Regions from separate parts of the Homo sapiens genome. Here region 2 is linked to region 1. Evidence: chromatin contacts called from ENCODE Hi-C or POLR2A ChIA-PET data. All regions are on one chromosome and are shown on one strand. Each heading gives the region's core, a stretch centred on a gene start or an enhancer-like site at or near the end of the contact. The rest is flanking DNA. Distances are from core to core; before and after follow the strand shown. Region 1 overlaps TMPRSS3 (transmembrane serine protease 3). Region 2 holds the start of COL18A1 (collagen type XVIII alpha 1 chain).

What was found. A loop is a pair of places that touch in the nucleus more often than their neighbours do. ChIA-PET counts read pairs that join two places held with the same protein, here RNA polymerase II (POLR2A). Pooled maps may share reads with other maps.
Region 2: a loop to region 1 is called in a map of posterior vena cava, with 15 times the contacts of the local background. The contact joins the promoter of COL18A1 here to the enhancer-like site in region 1. A Hi-C loop is called at or near these places in 1 of 168 maps with a recorded cell type or tissue (posterior vena cava) and 1 of 50 pooled maps. POLR2A ChIA-PET finds 5 or more read pairs at or near these places in 1 of 52 experiments (activated T-cell).

What each region holds. Positions count from the first base shown.
Region 1 is chr21:42,383,886-42,386,585 of GRCh38, reverse strand. It overlaps TMPRSS3 (transmembrane serine protease 3), which reads left to right. Exons shown (of 13, transcript NM_001256317.3): 6 at 1,052-1,177; 7 at 2,573-2,616. Among named protein-coding and RNA genes, the nearest start is that of TMPRSS3, 11 kb to the left of the region's middle. Within about 2 kb of position 1,450, at least 3 of the 41 ENCODE cell types and tissues checked have a DNase peak (open chromatin) inside an H3K27ac peak, as active enhancers do.
Region 2 is chr21:45,403,897-45,406,596 of GRCh38, reverse strand. It overlaps COL18A1 (collagen type XVIII alpha 1 chain), which reads right to left and starts at 1,432. Exons shown (of 42, transcript NM_001379500.1): 1 at 1,356-1,432; 2 at 1,124-1,218. The coding sequence starts at 1,366. It overlaps BNAT1 (breast cancer associated ESR1 regulating natural antisense transcript 1), which reads left to right and starts at 235. Exons shown (of 2, transcript NR_183526.1): 1 at 235-430; 2 at 2,101-2,700. RefSeq lists an enhancer at 1,577-2,277.

The DNA.
Region 1 (2,700 bases), core at 201-2,700:
AGTGTGTGGTTGTGGCTGTCATTGTTACCATTTTGAGACTTGGACAGTTCATGGGGCTCCAGTTGCAGCACTGGGGTCCCCTTGCCTGGCACAAGCCCCGCCACCTGCACTGGGGCCAAGCCATCCCAGCAACCATCGGCTCTTTCATGCCAGTGCCAGCGGAATCCGTGCATTGAGCAATCCCTGGAAGGGCTGCGAAGGTCGTGCCCGCCGCCTTGATTACATTTTCCTCAAAACTCAAAGTTGACTGAACTTTGTATTCTACATACACACCCCCATAGCATTTACAGTAAGCTGAAGAAATCCTGTTGATAAGCTGGTGTGTTCACTATGAAAACAAGCCTACTGTACTGTGTTTTGTTCATTTCACAAGGGAAGGAGAACATGGCTGTTTATTCACCATCTTCCATCTTGTGACTCTCCAAACATGTGATTCTTCTTTAAAAAGTTGCATCACTTTCACCACTGTTCTCCAGAAGACCTGTGTCCTGGCACTGTAAAAATGAGCTGGGCTCTGGTGTTCGTGGAATCGCTTTCTTGTTTGTGTTCATCTCTTTCCAGTGGGGCTCTGCGCTGGTCCTGGGCAGGTGAGGGATGTCTCTCCTGTTCCTCCAACTCACTGTTCTTGGAGAACTTGGTGTCCCTGCTTGGGTGCCCCCCGACAATACTGCACCTAGTTTTGTGCTCACCTCCCCTCTGGACTTGCTTCAGGCCAAGCAAAAGGCATTTCACTGGAATGCGCAAAGAGTGACTCAACCAAGGACATAGGAGATGGTCACTCACTGTGTGGCTGCAGCCCAGGGTGGGTGGACGGGGCTGTCAGGTACAGGCCAGAAGCGGGGGTCATCCCAGAACACAGCAGGCCTGGACTGAATGCCTTGCCAGGGTGAGTGAACTTCATTCTCTTGGCAAAGGAAGCCTTTGATGGGTTTGGGGGGACAAAATGACATCCCCCATGTACAATCCCTGTAATATTGTGACTCGCACATCGGTTGAATGCTTCAAAGTGTAAAGTTACCACGTCGGGTCTGTCTTTCCAATGTGCTTGCAGCTATGTGAGTTCAGATAACCTCAGAGTGAGCTCGCTGGAGGGGCAGTTCCGGGAGGAGTTTGTGTCCATCGATCACCTCTTGCCAGATGACAAGGTGACTGCATTACACCACTCAGTATATGTGAGGTAGGTGGTCAGGCGATGCTGTTGTCTGCACAGGTATCGAGTCACCTGCTGGATTTGTGATGCTATGCACAACTCCACAAGGACTTAAGAGGCATGCATGTGTTATCTCAGATGGAAGGTGGGAGTTGGCCACCTTGATGAGACTGGTGGATGCGCCAGGCTGGGGGTGTGAGAACCTGAGGGAGTATGGCCCAATAAAGAAAGGGAAGGAAATAGAGTAGAAGGGTAACAATGCTGTGAGTGTGACCAATGTACTGTCATGTGACAGGCACTCTGGGTGTGTCTGGGGAATGAAAGCAGGCAAGCAAGAAGGGGGGTGGGGAGGAAAAGAGGAAGGGAGGGAGGGAGGGAGGAAGGAAGGGAGGGAGGGAGGAAGAGAGGGAGGGTAAAAGGAAGAAAAACAGAAATTAAGATAGAAATTTATCCTTCTTTGTTTACGAAGTATTTTAGCATTCATTATTTATTTTACATGTTTTCCCCAACAACTCATGGGGAAGGTAAAACCAGGTGTTCTTAAATAACCACCAGGTAACTGAAACTTACAGGGACCACATGCCTTGCCCCAGGTTAGACGGTGTGTAGCAGATACAGCCAAGAGTTCTGAATCCAATTCCATATTCTCTCCCTGACATCTAGGCCCAAACCCTAAGATGTGCATTTTCTGCTCTGGGAACAGTAGGCTTGTTGGTCTGTCCGTCGGGGATGAATAAGCACCCCGGGACCCACCTGCAGTCTGGAGGGACAGCTCATGTGTTGGGTGCTAAATCCACAGTCTGGTGACACTAGCTTTCTCTTGCATGATGAGCTGGGGCTCAAAAGGCAGAAAACATTACAAAGATTTTGGGATCCCTTTCCCTTCACTATGAGAAAAGCACACACCCTGGTCTCCACCTGTGTGTGGGGGTGGGGGTAGGAGTGTCAATTTTGGGGCAATCACACTTTATTGCTCTGGGGAAGGAGTCCTCTGCCAGATGTGTGAACCCAGGCTACAAGGAGTCCTAGAGAGCTTGCCACGCTGTCCCTTGGGCACTCTTGTGTCCCTAGGGGCCAGGAGGTGGAGAACATTGGGCTGAATCGCCATGCAATGACAGCGTGACATGTTGATAGAATATATCTCCTTACACATCCTTTATCACTAGCTATCTAAAGCTTAGAAATACAGAACGGCCTGTTGTGTACACAATACTTCACTGTTAGTTGAGTGTTTTACAATGAATTGTGTGACCTCATCCTCATGGTTTTTTTTTTTTTTGAACATAGACTAAAATTGTAATCTATATTCAAAGAGGGGGAAATAGAATTTATTTTTCTGTTACCCTAAGATTGAGTTTTTAAGAGTGTTCCTTTCACAGATCTGGGGCATTTTTCACAGAGCCTACTTTTTCTCCGCTTTAGGGAGGGATGTGCCTCTGGCCACGTGGTTACCTTGCAGTGCACAGGTAAGAGTTCCAGAAAGGCAGGGGTCCAGGGGGAGCAAGCACATGCTAAGTCCTATCTCCTTGCCCTCAGAGTCCTCTCCCCCC
Region 2 (2,700 bases), core at 183-2,682, 3.0 Mb before region 1:
TGGGGATGGAGCCGCGTGAGCTCACAGCCGCTCTCCGCCCGTGTTTCACCCCCTAGAGTTCACACAGTAAATGAGGAATTGTCTACGACTCAACAAGCAGGTGTTTTCAATACATCTACTTATAAGCTAGCTACTTTTTTGAAAGGTCTATGCTACTATTTAACCTGGTGACTAAGTCGATTGGAAACAATGAAACAAATTATTACAGGAATCCAGACGACATCCCTCCCTCCCCCTTTCCTGCTTCCTCACCCGCTGTAGCAAGCAGGTGTGGAGTCGAGTCGGAGGCAGGCGCTGGCTGCGTGGACCCCCGGGTGGGATTCCACCCGCGACAAGGCACCCAGGCCCTTTGGGCGGGGCTCCCCTGGGGTCCGCGTCCCCGCCGCCTCCCCCGGGCCTCTGCTGGGCTGGCTGGAGGCAGGAGGCCCCGGTTAGCAGGTGGTGGGGAACTGGGTCCCGGGGTTGGAGGCAGGAAGGTCCCCACGGGCCCCGCGCACCGTTTGCCGCGCACGGGAAGCGGCGAGGCCGGCGGGGCAGCGGCTTCTGGGCATTGTTCTCGGACCGCGCGGCGCTCGGTTGGCATCAAAGGGGACCGCGCAACCCGACACCACGGCGGGCGCGGGGACAGAGGCCTGAGGGCGGCGGGGACAGAGGCGCACAAGGCCCGGCCCGCGGCGAGGAGCCTCAACAGGTTGGAAACGCGGAGACGACGCCCCGCGCTCCGCCGCCTTCCGCCCGCGGTCAGTCCCGGGACCCGGCGCTGCGGGGACGAGGCCGTGACGGCGACAGAGGCCGCGTCTCCCGAGACCCCGCGGCCCCGCCCCGAGCCCTCCCGGCACCGACGACCCCGCCGGCCGCGGAGGTTCGGTCCCCGCGCGGGGACTCCGGCCGCTCGCACCGCGCACCCCTCCCGGCCCGGACCCCGCGGGGAGAATGAATGGGCGGGACTCCGGCCACCCCGCCCCGCTCCGTCCGGCTCCGGCGCCTCCTGCGCGCGTGGGCAGGGCCGGGGCTGAACCCAGAGCGGCCGGGGCGGGGGTGAGGGAGCCGGGCGGGGACCCCAGCCAGGGCGGCGAGGCCGGCGGGCACCGGCGCGAACCTTCCCGTCCCGCCCGGGTCTTACCTGGCTCCGCGGAGGCCGCGCGGACCCCGAGCAGCAGGACCAGGGGCGCGAGCACGTCCAGGAGGCGCCGCCGCCGCGGCCATGGCCAGGGGCACCTGCGCGGGACAGGCACGGGTCAGACCCCGCAGGACCCCCGCGACCCCCGCAGGACCCGGCCGAGCCCCGCGACCCCCGCGACCCCCGCAGCCGCATCTTGGCGTCCCCCAACCCCTGCCCGCAGCCCCGGCCTCACCTCGGCGCCATGCTCTCCCCAGGACCGTCAGCGCCGCGGGATGCTGCCTCCTCCGCCGCGGTGCACCCGCTCGGACCGCCGCGCTGCAGCCGCCGCCGCTGGGAGGCCGGGCAGGGGGCGGGCAGGGGCCGGGCAGGGGCCGGGCAGGGGGCGGGGCGGGCGCGGGCAGGGGGCGGGCGCGGGGCGGGGCCGGGCAGGGGCCGGGCAGGGGGCGGAGCGACGAGCAGGGCAAGGCCCGGGGAGGGGAGAGGGGGGCGGGCGCCGCAGCGGACCTGCGGCTGCGAGGACGGGGCGGGCCGGGACCCGGGGGCGGCGGGGACGGGCGAGGACGGACGGGGACACGTCCCGCCCCGAGGGAACCGCCCGAGGCTGCGACCCAGCACAGGGCCCGGGGGCTGCCCCGCGAGGAAGCCCAGGTTTATGCGGAAGGTGAACACCGCTGCCCGCCGGGCTACGACCCCAGCCCCTGAGTCCGGTGGGGCAGCGGGAAGGGGGGAGATTTGAATAGAGTCACCGCGGGGGGGACGGGACGGAGGAGGAAGCCGGCACCTCCGGCCCGCAAGGCCCCTGCAGGGTCCTGCCCCGGCTGCACGGAGGGACGGACGCGAGACAGGAGGGGCGTGCGAGGGCCAGATCTGTCCCCAGGTCCCCCTGTTCCCAGGGCGCGGCCCAGCAGAGCCTCTTCCTCCCCAGTTCCCAGGCTCCTCCTCCCTCCCAGGTGAAAACCCTGTTTCTATTTCTTCAGGGCCAGCATCCTGAGCCCCACCTGCAGGCCCTGGGCGCTTTCCTCCTGGCAGCTGTGCCCCCACCCGACCGGACCGCTCCCTGCAACCAGAGAGCCCTCACACCAGCAACACCCCCCAGCCTGCTCCCTCCTCGTGTGCGCGAAACTCATGGCACTGGCTTGACGGCTTTCTCTGAAACCCTCTGATTCCGCCTGGCCCATCCACACTGTCCCTTCCCGGCCAGGGCTCATCTCCTATGCCTGGACCAAACAGCGTAGTCTCCAGTCTCCCTGATCTCCCCACACGTGGCCCCACCCATCCTCTGAAGCAGCCCCAGGAGGCAGCAGTGACTTCACACTTCTAGTGCCCGGCCCTCCCGGCCCTCCTCTCTGGGCTTGCTTGCCAGGGTCCTCCCAACCTGACTGCTGCCTCCCACCTCCTCTCCGCCCCTGGAGCTCTCCAGCCGCAGCCGCGGGGCCTGCTTGGGATTCTCCTCTGCTGGCATCATCCCTGCCTGCCTCAGCCTTCCCAGGCCCAATCCTGCCCGATCTCACCTCTTCCCGCCCAGCCACCTGGTCGGGTCCCGACCAGCATCTGCCTTCAAACCTGGAGTCCTTCCC